Linked DNA regions of Homo sapiens: region 2 is linked to region 1. Evidence: read pairs that join two places in POLR2A ChIA-PET (ENCODE). Cell type or tissue: MCF 10A. All regions are shown on one strand. Links, peaks and the distances in the headings refer to the core of each region. The heading gives the core; the rest is flanking DNA.

Region 1 (7,524 bases), core at 900-5,899:
TAGATTTCTGGGGGTTTCTAAATAATGTCAGTCCTTTTCAGTGGTGTCATCTTTTCTAGGGAAGGTCTGGGCTCTAGAAATGCCCTGTGTGCTGCTTGCTGGGGATTTATGGCTGAGTGTCTCTGGTGGATTCAGGCCATCCTTTCTGGGAATTTTGGCAGCATTTGCAACTGCATTCCTGCAGCATAGCCTACTGTATAGCTCCTGTCCTAGGACCTGTCATCTGTCTTCATGGTTTCTCAAGTATTATGTTCTCCTCTTTTTGATTGAATTTTTTGTTTTCCCAAGGCACATTCTTTAGTAGCTTTTAAAGAATAGGTACATGAAAAGCACATTCTCTAAATCCTTGCAGGTATGAAATTTCTATTTTGCATGTACACTTTATGAATAGTTTGAAGGATTTAGTTGTTCTTGTTGAATGTAGTTCATCCATCATAACATTTATCCTTTTAAGTTGTGCCATTCAGTGGTTTTAGTGCATTCACAAAGCTGTGCACTCATCACCACTATCTAATTCCAGAACATTTTCATGATTGACTGGGTACTTAATTTTAGGTATTTATGTATCCAATCTCCTATAAAAAATGGAATTGGGAGTAAGGACGACACATCATATACCTAGTGCTAGGCAAAAGCAGTTGTTCATGTACGTAAACATAAATGGAACTCTAGAGACTGCCACTGGGCTTGATGAAGTAACAGGCTATTTTGGGAAAGCCTGTGTGGTTAGTGTCAGGCCTCTGAGCCCAAGCTAAGCCATGGTATCCCTTGTGACGTGCACGTATACGTCCAGATGGCCCAAAGCAAGTAAAGAATCACAAAAGAAGTGAAAATGGCCAGTTCCTGCCTTAACTGATGACATTCCACCACAAAAAAAGTGAAAATGGCCGGTCCCTGCCTTAACTGATGACATTACCTTGTGAAATTCCTTCTCCTGGCTCGAAAGCTCCCCCACTGAGCACCTTATGACCCCCACCCCTGCCAGCCAGAGAACAACCCCCTTTGACTATAATTTTCCACTACCTACCCAAATCTTATAAGACGACCCCTCCCCTATCTCCCTTCACTGACTCCGTTTCGGACTCAGCCCGCCTGCACCCAGGTGATTAAAAAGCTTTATTGCTCACACAAGCCTGTTTGGTGGTCTCTTCACATGGACGTGAGTGAAAGTCAGGATCTGTGGGCAACCTACAGGAGCTGAGGGAGCCTCCAACTAATACCAGCAAGATGCTGGGACCCTCAGTCTTAAAACTGCAAGGAAATTAATCTGCCAACAGTCTGAGTGAACTTGGAAGCAGATTCTTCCCTAGTGGAGCCTCCAGGTGAAAACACAGCTCAGGCAATCTCTTGATTACAGCCTTGTGAGATTCTAAGCAGGAAATTCACCTAAGCTGTGTCCAGAATCCTGACCCACAGAAACTGTTTCCAGAATACCGACCCACAGAATCTGTGAGATAATAAATGTGTGTTACTTTAAGCTGCTAAGTTTCGTGGTAATATATTACATAGCAACAGAAAACTAATACATTTGACCTCAACATCTTCCTATTGTTCATTTTAGTGATTGTTCCAGCATGGGGCAGCCAACCTTCATTCAGCATTTGTCAGCACCAAGAATGGGGCCTTCAAATTGAAGGAAAGGCCCTAAGATGTTATAAATTTACTCCAGCTTTTGAAGAAGTCATTATTCTTCACATTCCTTTGAGGACAATAGTTTGGAAGTCCAAAAGCAAATCTGCAAGGTCTTGACATGATGAATGTCTTCATGAGTCTTCCCTACCATAGGCAAAGAGCTGAGGAATACGGAGCTGATACCAGCATTGCCATTGCTAGGACTGAAAATATGAAAGAGGCAGAAGGTATCATTTGTTGCAATCCCATATTTGTTTGTTTGTTTTGATAGATGAGGAGACTGAAGCCCACAGAGATCTGATAGAAAACAGCTGGATGTGCTAACAGAGCATCAGACTTGGAATCAGGTGGATCCTAGATTGGCTACTTCCTAACCTCAGAAAAGTGACATAATGTCTATGGTGAAGTCATCCATCTGAAACACAATGCAGTGAAATCCACTTTAAATTTTGATTGTGGTGAGTAATTAGCAACATGTAAAGCATTTAGGATGAGGTGGCATTTAGTACACGCTCAAGTTTCTTCCTAAACTTCCTGTTTTCACTTGCTCATGGTCACAAAGTTAGTTACACCTAGAGGTAAAACGACTCCAAAGTTGTTTTTTTGTTTGTTTGCTTGCTTAACTTTTCCATCCTAATTCCTGCAGTGCTTCTCCTGGAGGAGTCTGCCCAGTCCTGACCCAGGCTGCTGTGCAGCACAGCTAATGCTAGTGCTGAATGTCAGCCACCCACCTGACTCTGGGGCCAAACCTGCACCCTGAGCTTTGGAGCCAAGCAGGAAACAAATATCCAGGGGAATGAAGTGTAGGATTTCATTTATTTATTGGAATTTGCTTTTCTGTATTAAGTTCTGCTGTTATCAGTCTTGCAGGAATCTTCTAGGAAACATGACTTGAGGCATGTGCTGCTACTTTGCTCCAATTTGCACTGGACCAGATACTCATGACTTCTCCTGGTTTTCACACTCCTTGATTTGGATGGAGCATGATAGTTAAACACTGAGAGCATGGTCTTCACTGCCTGAGTTTCACATTGTTCTGAGGGGCCTTTTTATGCTTCCCAGGGACAGGTTTTCCTGAGTCTTCACTAAATTTTCTGGGCAGAAGGAATAGCAGAAAAAGCACAGAGATGGGAAAACATTTGGAGTTTTTGAGGAACTAAAAGAAGGCCAGTGTGTTTGGAAAATGATAAATATATGTTAGAGAGGTGGTAAGTGAAACTGCAGAGGTGGAGAGGGCTGAGCTGAGCAAATCCCTGCAGGTTGTGGTGAGATGCTTTTCCCTAATTGAGATGAGGTTTTTACTTTTTAACAATCCAATTAATCAAGTAAACGACAAAGCTTAAGCAATAGAGCATGACTAATAGTGTCAAACACCTTCTTGTGCCTCTCATTGTTACTACTCCCATCCTTCCCCAGCTAAGTTTCCACTATTGTGAAATTTACATTTATGAATCACTTGCTTTTGGTATGGTTTTGCCTCATAAGAATGCTTTCCCAAACACAGATATTGTGATGCTTCATATAATTTTGACTTTTATGGAAAAGGAACAGTTCTACCTGTCTTCTTTGGCAACTGTATTGATGTCTCAACTTTTCATTTTCCCAACTCACCCATGTAGATGTGTGCCAGTGTAATTATATTTCGCTATGTATAGTATTCTATTGCATGGCTATACCTATAGACAGCAGCTGTTTCCAGTTATTATTACAACAAATACTGGTGTTATGTACATGTCATATTGGATATGCTTGCAAGCATTTCTCTGGGACATAAAATAAGAGTAAAATTCCTGAGCCATACCTTATGCATATCTCCAAATTTAAGAGAAAATGCCAAATTGTTTTCTAAAATGGTTGAACCAGTTTACATTGTCAGCAACAGAGTATGAATCCCCATTGTTCTACATGCTCACAAAATGTTTTTCATTTCTTAAAATTTACCAATCTTTTGGGTTTAAGAGTGTATGTCATGATTTTAATTTGCCTTTGGTTCATTATTAACAAAATTGAGCATCATGTCATTTGTTAATTTGTTTTCATTTTTTTTAATGTGTTGCCTATTTATATTCTTGCCAATTTTCATGTTACTTTTTAAAATTGATTTATATAAGTCCTTTCAAAATATTAGATAATAATCCCTTTCGGAGATCATGCATTGAAAATATTTTTGCCTGGGCACGGTGGCTCATGCCTGTAATCCCAGCACTTTGGGAGGCCGAGGTGGGTGGATCACGAGGTCAGGAGATCGAGACCATCTTGGTTAACACAATGAAACCCCGTCTCTACTAAAAATACAAAAAATTAGCTGGGTGTGGTGGCGGGCGCCTGTAGTCCCAGCTACTGGGAAGCTGAGGCAGGAGAATCGCATGAATCCGGGAGGTGGAGCTTGCAGTGAGCTGAGATGGCGCCACTGCACCCCAGCCTGGGCGACAGAGGGAGACTCCGTCTCAAAAAAAAAAGAGAATATCTTTGCCCAATTTGTGACCTTTTTAGGTTTAATGATAACAAGTTCTTTCGTAATAATAATAGATTCTTTCATAAACAGATATTTATAATATGTACATAGCAGAATTTATTTTCTTTTGAGTTTTGCTTTTTGTATCTTATTTACTGAATCCTTTTTTTCCTGGAGATAATAAAGATCCACCTTCTCTTCCAAAGTTATCAAGTTTTATTTTTAAGTCTTTAATTCATCTGGAATTAATTTTTCAGTTGGCATAGGGGTATAAGTCTCTTATTTATTTTTCTATGAGATTAATCCATCGGTCAAGCACTAGGAATTAAATCCTTTTCCCATTGCTCTGCCATGCTTCTTCTGTATATAATATTTATTGTATCTGAAGTTGTTCTGGATCTCTTCCTACTGTCCTGCTTTTCTTAGATGTTTGCTTAAGAATTTCTTACACTATTTCAGAAGTTTGGTGATTTTTTTAAAAAAGATTTCTATGCAGCATTTTAAATTCTTTTCAGTAGGAAGTTTAGTCTAAAGAGCTGGCCTGCCATTTTCAACATCTGCAGATTATTTAACTTTAAATCAGTCCTACATTTCTGGGATAAACTCAATTTAGCCATTGCATATTTATTTTTAACGCTGGTGAATTTGTACTGTCAAATTATGTTTAGGATTTTTGCATACATATTTATGAGTGGTACATAATGTTCTTGTACATAATTTTCTTGTACATAATGTTCTGTTTATTTTGTCATACTAATCTTAGGTTCATCATATAATGAGTGAGGAGTGCACCACCATTTATGCTCTCTGGAAGACTTTAAATAACACTGGAATACTTTGTGATTTGAAAGTTTGGTAAAATTTTCCAGTGCAATATTTTGGGCTTGGTGTTTTCTTTCTGGGAAGATTTTAACCAATTGATTCAATTTCTTAATGTTGCAAGATTTTTCTTGCATTCTATTTGCTAAGTTATATTTTGTAAAAACATGCCATTTTCTAAGTATTTAAATATGTTGATTAAGGTTGACTTTTAAAAGCATTTTCTTTATATTGTTCATGTATGCCTTTTCTTCCTTTTGTCTTGAGCAATGTCCTTAGAGCTTTGTCTCATAATTCTTTTCTGATAACCAGCTTTAGGCTTTGTTCATTGTTTTAAATTTTATTTTCTATTTCATTAATATCTGATATCATACTTATAGCTTCTATCTACTCTATCTACTTTTTTTTTTTTGAGTTGGAGTCTCACTCTGTTGCCCAGGCTGGAGTGCAGTGACACAATCTCAGCTCATTCCAACCTCTGCCTCCTGGCTCAAGCGATTCTCCTGCCTCAGCCTCCCAAGTAGCACGGATTATAGGCATGCACCACCATGCCCGCCTCAGCCTCCCAAAAGCCTCCCAAATCCCATGCTAGGATTACACATGTGAGCCACCACACCCAGCCCTCTTCTATCTGTTTTTTTAAAGTTTATTTTGTGATTCTTTCTGCAGCTTCTTTAGCTGAATACTTAGCTCATTAATTTTATTTCTCCTTTCTTTCTAATAAGACATTTAAGACTAAACATTTTCCTCTAAGAAACACTTTAGATTTAACCCATTTTAAGTTTTAAAATGTAGTTTTTATGTACCATTCCATTCCAGTAGTTCATACTTTAAAATATGATTTTGACTTTTACTTGTGCATTATTTAGAAGCACATTTTAAAATTTCCGTATAAATACAGTCTTTTTTTTTTTTTTTTTTTTTTGAGACAGAGTCTAGCTCTATCACCCAGGCTGAAGTGCAGTGAGTGATCTCAGCTCACTGCAACCCCCTACCTCCCGGGTTCAAGCGATTCTTCTGTCTCAACCTCCCGAGTAGTAGCTGGGACTACAGGCGTGCGCCTTTTTCTTAGCCATCTTTTCGTTTTTAGATTTGTAAATTAGTTCCATTGCTGTCAGAAAACACAATCTGGCTGATACCAGATTTGCTGAGATTTTTTAAGAGCTTAGTATGTAATGTTGTAATAAATATTACAGTGTATATAAAGCAGATAGAAAATGTATATTCTTTAATTATTGAGTACTTAGTTTTCTATCTACTTATCTATGTATTTATCTCTCTCAAGCCTGTAAATTGTATTGTTCAAATTTCCTGTATCTCTACTATTGGGGATGTTAGTTTGACTTATCAATAACAAATGTTAAGTGATTCCCACTATGATAGTGAATTTGTCAGTTTCTCTTTGTAATTTTATTTATTTATTTATTTATTTATTTATTTTTTGAGATGGATTTTCGCTCTTGTTGCACAGGCTGGAGTACAATGGCACAACCTTGGCTCACTGCAACCTCTGCTTCCCGGGTTCAAGAGATTCTCCTGCCTCAGCCTCCCGAGTAGCTGGGATTACAGGCATGCACCACCACGCCGGGCTAATTTTGTATTTTTAGTAGAGACGGGGTTTCTCCATTTTGGTCAGGCTGATCTCAAACTCCTGACCTCAGGTGATTCACCCTCCTCGGCCTCCCAAAGTTCTGGGATTACACACGTGAGCCACCACACCTGGCCTCTCTTTGTAATTTAAAAAATAATTTTGTTTGTATACTTGAGATATTAGGTTACTTGATTCCTAGTAATGTGAAATTTTTTCATTGTGTAGCAACTTTTTTACTCTCCAATAAATAATCTTATATGAGAAATCTATTATGTCTGAAATTCACAGAACTACACTTACTTTGTTTGGTAATTTGTTTAGTACATTATTTCTATCCTTTTATATTTAATCATCTAATATCCATGATATCTTCTTCTTATTGTACAAATGTCTATTTTCTATATAGTCAACAATTGTCTTTTTTTTTATTTGTTTAGTTTCATACAATATGACGTATCCAAACTCTCTCCTGTTTAACAAAGCCACCTGTAAACACTTCAAACACATTAGGTGTTGTATTGTTTTCATTTTCTTGGAGACTTCTGACCTACTCCAGAATGCGCTAATTGTTCTCTAGCTCTACTACTTTTGCTGGGATTTTGGGAATGTGTTTGCCTCTTTCCTGAGTTGGAAGCTGTTTCTTGGATCTGATTTCTTTCCTGCTTTTGGCAACCCTCATTGTTGGGTTTAGGAGAGTGTGCTGCACAGACAGTCTTAGTTGCCCCACAGATCCACTCTCCGGACTTTTCTACTACTTTGTGTCCTGCGAGGCTGATTTTTATGCACTGCATAAATCTCTTGCTCTCTGACTTTGCTAGTGGACTAGGCCAGCAGGAAGCACCAACAGGAGACAGAAGAAGAGGGGCACAATGCCAGAGTGTTTAACCATGGCTTCCCTCTGTCCTAGTCCCCACTAGCTGTCCATGTTCCTTCACTGAATTCCACAAGTTCCTAGGGCTGCCCTGACTGAAAGTAAAGCTACTCTTTTTCCAGAAACCACTGCCCTCCTCGGCCCTTCTGGCCTAGG
Region 2 (7,524 bases), core at 931-5,930, 380 kb after region 1:
TCCACTCAGTTTTACTTCAAAATTATTGTAGTTATTTGACCCATTGCTAGAGCTTGGTATCTAATGTTAACAAAAAGCACATAAATTACTATACAAAATGACTTTTAAAAATATTTTAACAACTGTATTTTGACAACATTAGCTTCCTTTTTAATCATGTGTATTTCATATTATACATTTAAAATGTTTTTCTGAGGTGTTTACACCTGTAATCCCACACCATGGGAGGCCAAAGCAGAAAAATCACTTGAGGTCAGGAGTTCGAGACCAGCCTGGGCAACATGGGGAAACCTCATCTCTACTAAAAATGCAAAAAAAATTAGCCAGGCATGGTGGCGCATGCCAGTAATCTCAGCTCCTCGGGAGACTGAGGTGGGAGAATCACCTGAGCCTGGGAAGTCTAGGCTGCAGTGAGCTATGATGGCACCACCGCACTCCAGCCTGGGTGACACAGCAAGACCCTGTCTCAAAAAAGAAATCCATGGCACAGAAAATATTAAAAATAATACAAGAGACAATCCTCATAACACTGAAGTAGGGAAAGTACTAACCACAAAAGAAAAAAGATGAGAGAAGAAAACAAAATTCTCAGAATGAAGAATTTCTACAAACAAAAGAAACTTGAAAGAAAGTAAAACTGCAAGCCACAGAATGAGAGAAAAATATTTGTAACACATGTAACCAAATAAAGCTTTTGCCCAAAACACACAAGGAACGCCTACATTAATAAGACAAGATACACAACTCAAGAGAAAACTGGACAAGAGCCTTGGACAGGTACTTCACAAAAATAAGAAATTCAGGTAACCAATACACTTGTGAAAAGATGGTCAGCCTCACTAATAATGAAAACAATGTTTTTAAAAGTTAAAACCACCATAGTATACTGTTATACACTCACCAGAATGGCTAAAGTGGGGAAAACACAGAAAAATAAACCGTCATTATGGATGTGGAGCAATAGAAACTCACATACATCACTTGGGAAAATGGGAAAATGGTACAACTATTTTGGAAAACTCTTTGACGTCAGCTACTAAAATTGAAAATACATCACACCATGATCAAAACATTTCACCCTTGATTAATATTTAACAGAAATGTTGCTCCAAGAGGCAGGTACAAGAATGTTTACAGCAGCATTGTTTAGAATGACCCCAAACTGTAAGCTGAAATGTCCTTTAATAGTAGATATACAAATTATAATTTATCCAAACACTGGAATTCTGTACAGTAATGAAAAGGAACAGAATACAGTTACATGCAGCAACATTGATGAGTTTCACGAATACATAATGTTGAGCAGCAGAAGCTACAAACAAAAGAATATCTTACTAGATTGATGCATTTATGTAGAGTTCAAAATATATGCAAAACTAAACTGCAGTGCTTTGATGGGAAAGAAAAGCAAAGAGGTGATTACAACCATAGTTGGGATCATGGTGATCTCTGGGAGAAGGGAAGGATGGTGCCTCGGTGAGTTCACAGAGCAGCTCCCAGAGTGCAGGCAGAGTACTGTCCTTGCCCCTACATGGTGGTCGCATGACCGCTCATTTTGGACTATACCACTGAGCTGTACTTTTCTGTTTTGTGCAAGTTCTGCTGGGAAAAGAAAACAGTAGATGTACAGAGTTGGCAATTTATTTTACAGTAAAAATGTTAAAATAAAAAGTGATATATGTTTTTCATAGGATAAGGTTCAGGCAGTGCAAAAGGCTGGATGGTGAAAATGGAACATCTATCACTAGAGATAACTGGTAGTGTTTCTTGTTTATCTTTTCAAAGTTTTTCTATGCCTAAGCAGTTAGAGATACAGATAGAGAGATGGAGAGATGATAAGGAAGGGGAGAGGGAGGAGATAGATAGTTGAAAGAGAAAGCAACAAAGAGAGAGAGACCTTCTAAAGGAAAAACATACTATACAAAGAGAAACATACTGTATTCACACTGTTCTGCATCATGCCTTTTTCATTGAACTAAATATCTTGGAGGTTCTTCCATATAAGCACATACAAATGTAGCAAGTTCTTTTTAATGACAATATTATACCTGTATAAATTTACCATAATTTCTTTATTATTATTGATAAAAAAAAATTTTTTTTTGAGATGGAGTCTCACTCTGTTGCCCAGGTTGGAGTGCAGTGGTGCGATCTTGGCTCACTGCAACCTCCACCTCCCAGGTTCAAGCAGTTCTCCTGCCTCAGCCTCCCAAGTAGCTGGAACTACAGCCGGCTAATTTTTTCTGTATTTTTAGTAGAGACGGAGTTTCACCATGTTGGCCAAGCTGGTCTTGAACTCCTGACCTCAAGTGATCTGCCCGCCTTGGCCTCCCAAAGTGCTGGGATTACAGGCATGAGCCACCATGCCCAGCCCATTATTGATAGAATTTAGATTGCTTCCAGTCATTTACCAATACAAAGAACTTTATAATGACCACCTTTATATGCAGTGCACTGATACATGAAAGTATGTGTAGGTAGGTTTCTGGAAGAAGCATTGCTAGGTCACAGGGCATGTTGATAGCTACTGATCTCCAAAATGTTGAATCAATTTACATCCTACCAACAGTGTATGAGAGAATCTGTTTCCCAACACTCTCCTCAATACTCTGTATTATTAAATGTTTTGATCTTTGCCAATTAAATATGTAAAAATTGGCCTCCAGTTTAAACTTGCACTTCTTTTGTTAAAAATAAGTGTGCATCTTTTCACATATTTATACATGTTGCTGTTTCTTTTTCTATGAACTCTTCATTTATAGCATTTGCCTACTTAAAGATTTGGAATAGATAATGCATTTCCTTGGTTGAGAAGTCAAAAGATATGAAATAAGACACAATAACATTTCCCTCCCATCCCATCTTCCGCCTACACAATACCCCTTTCTTATAAGCAACCAATTCCATGATTTTCATATATGCCCTTCCAAAGAAATTCTATGTGTAAGCATACAAATATATGCATATGTACATGCATGTGTGTGTTTCCCTCTTTTTTTTCCCCAAACGGTAGGGGGAAGATGGAATGGGAGGGAAATATTATTGGGTTATTTTTCCCTGTACACATTCTTCTGCCAAAGATTTTCAAAGATTTTTGAGGCCTTCCCCAATCCCAGCTGACCAAGTGGAGGCATGCGATAGGCACAATAATTTCTACCATCTAGATGCAGCACAGGAGGCTTCACTGTGGATGGCAGGAAGAAACCAGGAGAAAGAGGTCTGTTTCTAAGAAGTGTTTCTCATAAGGCTCTGCCCTGAAGCTATTTCTTCCCATCAGAAACCACAGGACCGGATAAACAGCCCCTCCCAAAGTGCTGAGAAAAGCAAACAGTGGATGTACAGCAGTGACCTGAGCACATCGAGACGGACACAGCACAAACGTGGGGGTCGTAGACAGCAGCAGGATGAAGGATTGCCAGTCAGGGAGCACACAGGTGAGAATGTAGCTAGCAGTTAGCACAGCCAGCCTGGCAGCAAACCAAAAGCAGAACTCCAACCCAGGAAGGTAGCTGCCAGTCCTCTCCCTGGGTACACAGTGATGCAATGCCAAACTCGCAGAGGACAGACAAGCACGAAACAGATTGTGGGAGTGGGACACGGACTTGCATTGGGAAGATGCAGAGTGGCTGACATTCTAGAAGAGACAGTGAGTCAGGCACTGAGGGTGGGGCTTAGTCCCATACCAGGATCCCAACTGAGACATGGCCTCTGGGCACCATGATTAACCAGTAGGAATTAGTGTTTAAACAAGATCTTACCTGCACTCTGCATATTGTAATTAGCTATGTGCATGTTTAAATTAATTAGGGCACAGTTTTGTATGTACCTTGCCCATAGGATTGTTTGGTTCTGCTCTACTTAAATCCTTTCTTGTTTTTCTATATTCCTAATCAAATAACTTCATCAATTGTTGGGGAACTGAAACCTCTAAATGAATTACCCAAACTGAGCATGGGTTGTGACTATGAATACTTCCATGGACTACCTTTAGAGTCGTTTATTCTTCTAGTCTACTCTGATCAGTACTAAGCACCTACTGTGTTCCAGACAACATGATAGGAGCAGAGGACATGACAAGTGGAGTAGGTACAGTTCCTACACTCAAGGAATCCAGTCTGTTTTGGGGAAGAGAGACATAATTAAAATGGATAATTAAAATCCAGTATAAAAAGTTCTGCAATAAAAAATATTAACTGAGTGTCTAAAGAGTGCAATGGATGGAGCCACCAGTTCTGCCTGAAGTTATCAGGAAAGGATTCCCAGAGGAAATGACACTTGAGCTAGGTCTTAAAAGGGATTACAGGAGTCTTCTAGGCAGAGAAGTGGAAGAAGGCATTGTTGGCTGGGAGAATAGTGTGTGTATAAAAGCACAGTTATATCTGGGCATAGCATCTCCTGAGAGGACTTAGAAGTTCACTGTAGCTGAGGCAAAGGTGCATGGTGAGAGGAGGTGAGGGAAAAGAGGTACGTAAGGCCCAAATTGCTAAAGCATTTGGGAAACCAACAAACCCAGCCCTGACAGGTTTGACTGATAGGAACTAGTGGCCAAATGTCCACCTAGGAAGGTAATGCAATCAACCTAGGAGAACACTGAGGGCCACCAGTGATGCAGGCACAGGGAATATACAATCTAACTAGGACCTTACTGTAATGGAATTTTGCAGGTTAAATTTTGCACATCAGTGAGGAGAAGGAATTAACTCTCCCATCCTTACCCTTATAGCAGTGATTCTCAACCAAGGGGCATCGCGACAAAATTGTCCCAGCTGGTGGATGCTGCAGGCATTTAGTAAGTAGAGGCTGCTAAACATCCTAGCATACACAGGACTGCCCCCACAACAGAGAACTACCCAGTCCAAATGTCAATAGTACTGAGGTTGGGAAACCTGCCCTATACATAATAGAAATATTTTACCCACATATGGATTGCACATTGGAGGCACTAGTGCATAATAGTTACATCCCTTTTAAAATCCAAGAAATGTAGAGGAACTGTTTATATCTTTTTCAGTCTTTCCATCTTTTGCCTCCTGCTCTCACTTTTAGCTTCCTGAACTACCATGTTAGCAGCTTCTTCTGTACTGCAGTGTCCTCTCTCAAGTTCTTGGCCTCACACCCCTTTACTCCCATAGTAATACCTGGCATTCACATTAATATTGTGCTTCACAGTGTCTGACATGCTCTCGCTCATGCTTTGTAATTTTAGGCACACGTAAGTGCTATGAAGTAAGTAAGACAGGCATCGTAAGCACAGTTTGCAGGTGAGGATCTCTGGATCACATGGCCAGCATGTGCTCAAGCCAGGCCTCCAATTTAAACGGACTCCTGAATCAAAGCCTCCTCACCCACACATTACAGCAGGTTGCCTTCACATTTTTTAACTGGGGACTAAAATATGCCTTAAATGTCTGAACAATGTTTAAGCAATTTCAGTGTTTAATGTATTTATGTATTTGATGATTCTTCACTTATACAGCTGGCCTTACCAGGTCTGTTTGCTGTATGCTGTGTCTTTTGAAAGACTGTTATAGGTGAGAATGGCCCTTAGCGTTGATGGCCTCCTTTCATCTGGTGGATCTACTGCTTTCTGCAGTAACCACAGTCATGCATAGGATACCTAAAGAGCATCTGCCCAGCCTCAGGATCTGCATGCTTAAGAGGGAGTTCTTGGTAGTCATGATTGACTCCCCCTAGTACTGTAAGAGAGTCGAGGGCCATATACGTTAATCAGTTGGGCCAATCAGAGTGAGAATTTGACATTGAGACTGCAAATAGGATTTAGCCTCCCCCCAGGTGGCTGAAACTATGACATGTAAACATGGGACCTATTGGTTTTCATATCTTTCTAGCATGTGGACAAAAAAATCCAAAACAAAAGTACAAAAACTAGTTTGCAGAAACAGGATAATGAAGCAAATGATTAAAAATAAAAAGAAATGGTTATCTATATACAAAAGAACAAAGTTGGACCTCTTCTTTATACTACGCACAAAAATTAACTCAAAGGGAATCATAGACCTAAATGTAACTGCCAAAATGATAAAATTCTTAGAAGAAAACATAGGAGTAAATTTTTGTGACGCTGGGGTAGGCAATACCTTCTTAGACATGACAACAAAAGCACAAGCAACATGAAAAAAATGATAAACTGGACTTCATCAAAATTAAAGACTTTCGTGCTTTAAAGGACATTACAAAGCTAAATAACCCACAGAATGAAACAAAATATTCTAAATCATATATCTGATAAAAAGAATTGCATCCAGAATCTATCAAGAACTCTTATAACTCAATAATAAAAGGACAACCCAATTGAAAATCAGATTTAAAAAATCTGGATAGATCCAAAGAAGATATTAAAATGCCCCCATAAGGTCAGAAAAAGATACTTAACATCATTAGTCACTATGGATTAATCAGAACCACAGTGGTATACTACTTCCCACCCACTAGGATGCCTATAATCAAAAAAGCAAAAACTAACAAGCATCAGCGAGGATGAGGAGAAATTGGAACTCTTACACATTACTGGTGGGAATGTAAAATTACTCAGCCACTGTGGAAAACAGTTAGGCAATTCCTCAAAATGTTAAATGCGAAGTTGCCATATGATCCCACAATTCCACTCCTACTTATATATCCGAAAGAATAAAAGCATGTGTTAACACAAAAATTTATACACAAATGTCCACAGCAGCATTATCCATAAGAGCCAAAGAGTAAAAGCAACCCAAATGTCTATCAACGGTTGAATGTAGATAAAGGTGGCATATCCATACAATGAAATATTTGGCAATATAAGTGAACAAAGTACTGATAGACACTACAGCATGGATGAACCTTGAAAATATTACAGTAAATGAAAAAAGCCAGACCCAATAGCCCACAAATTATGTGATTCCACTTGCAGGAAATGTTCAGAATAGGCAAATCAACAGAGACAGAAAGCAAATAGTGGTTACCATGAGCTGGTGGGGTTTGGAGGGCCATGAAAAGTGAGCCATTAGGCACATGGGACTTCTTTGGGGGATGATGACATGCTCTCAAATGGATTGGGGTGATGATTGCACAACTCTATAAATATACGAAATACTGTTGAATTGTAAACTTTAAATGAATAAATTTTATGACTTGTGGTAGGAGTAGGAAAAGCTATGATCTTGGGCTTAGCAAAATGTCAAAAGAGATGTCAAAGATTGAGAAATAAAAGAAAAAATGAGGTCAGGATTCAAACGGATACAAGAATAGAGCACAAAACCAAGTGGGGAGAAGCACTAAAGTAACAGGTGTCTTACTCCATTATTACTTATTATGGAATTCCTGAAAGTGAGCAGTTTGTAAAATAAAGGAATTTATTTCTTACGGTTTTAGAGGCTGAGAAGTCCAAGGTCAAGGAGCTGCATTTTGTGAGGGCCTTCTTGCTAAAGGGGACTCTCTGCAGAGTCCAGAGGCAGTGCAGGGCATCACATGGTGAGGGGGCTGAGCATGTTAAGTCTCTCTTCTACTTCTTCTTATAAAGTCGTC

What was found. Peaks named below come from ENCODE experiments on the same cell type or tissue, not always from the same donor. Only the 100,000 strongest peaks of a DNase experiment are listed, where the experiment ranks them.
Region 2: POLR2A ChIA-PET joins it to region 1 with 14 read pairs; 1 of 35 experiments calls an interaction of 5 or more read pairs at or near these places.

The regions. Positions count from the first base shown.
Region 1 is chr7:42,667,351-42,674,874 of GRCh38, reverse strand. LINC01448 (long intergenic non-protein coding RNA 1448) reads left to right here. Exons shown (of 3, transcript NR_110833.1): 2 at 1,904-2,090. Among named protein-coding and RNA genes, the nearest start is that of LINC01448, 35 kb to the left of the region's middle. In MCF 10A, for the core only: no CTCF peak of the experiment used is centred there; a DNase peak (open chromatin) is centred at 3,084.
Region 2 is chr7:42,289,178-42,296,701 of GRCh38, reverse strand. No RefSeq gene overlaps it. Among named protein-coding and RNA genes, the nearest start is that of GLI3, 56 kb to the right of the region's middle. In MCF 10A, for the core only: no CTCF peak of the experiment used is centred there; a DNase peak (open chromatin) is centred at 3,571.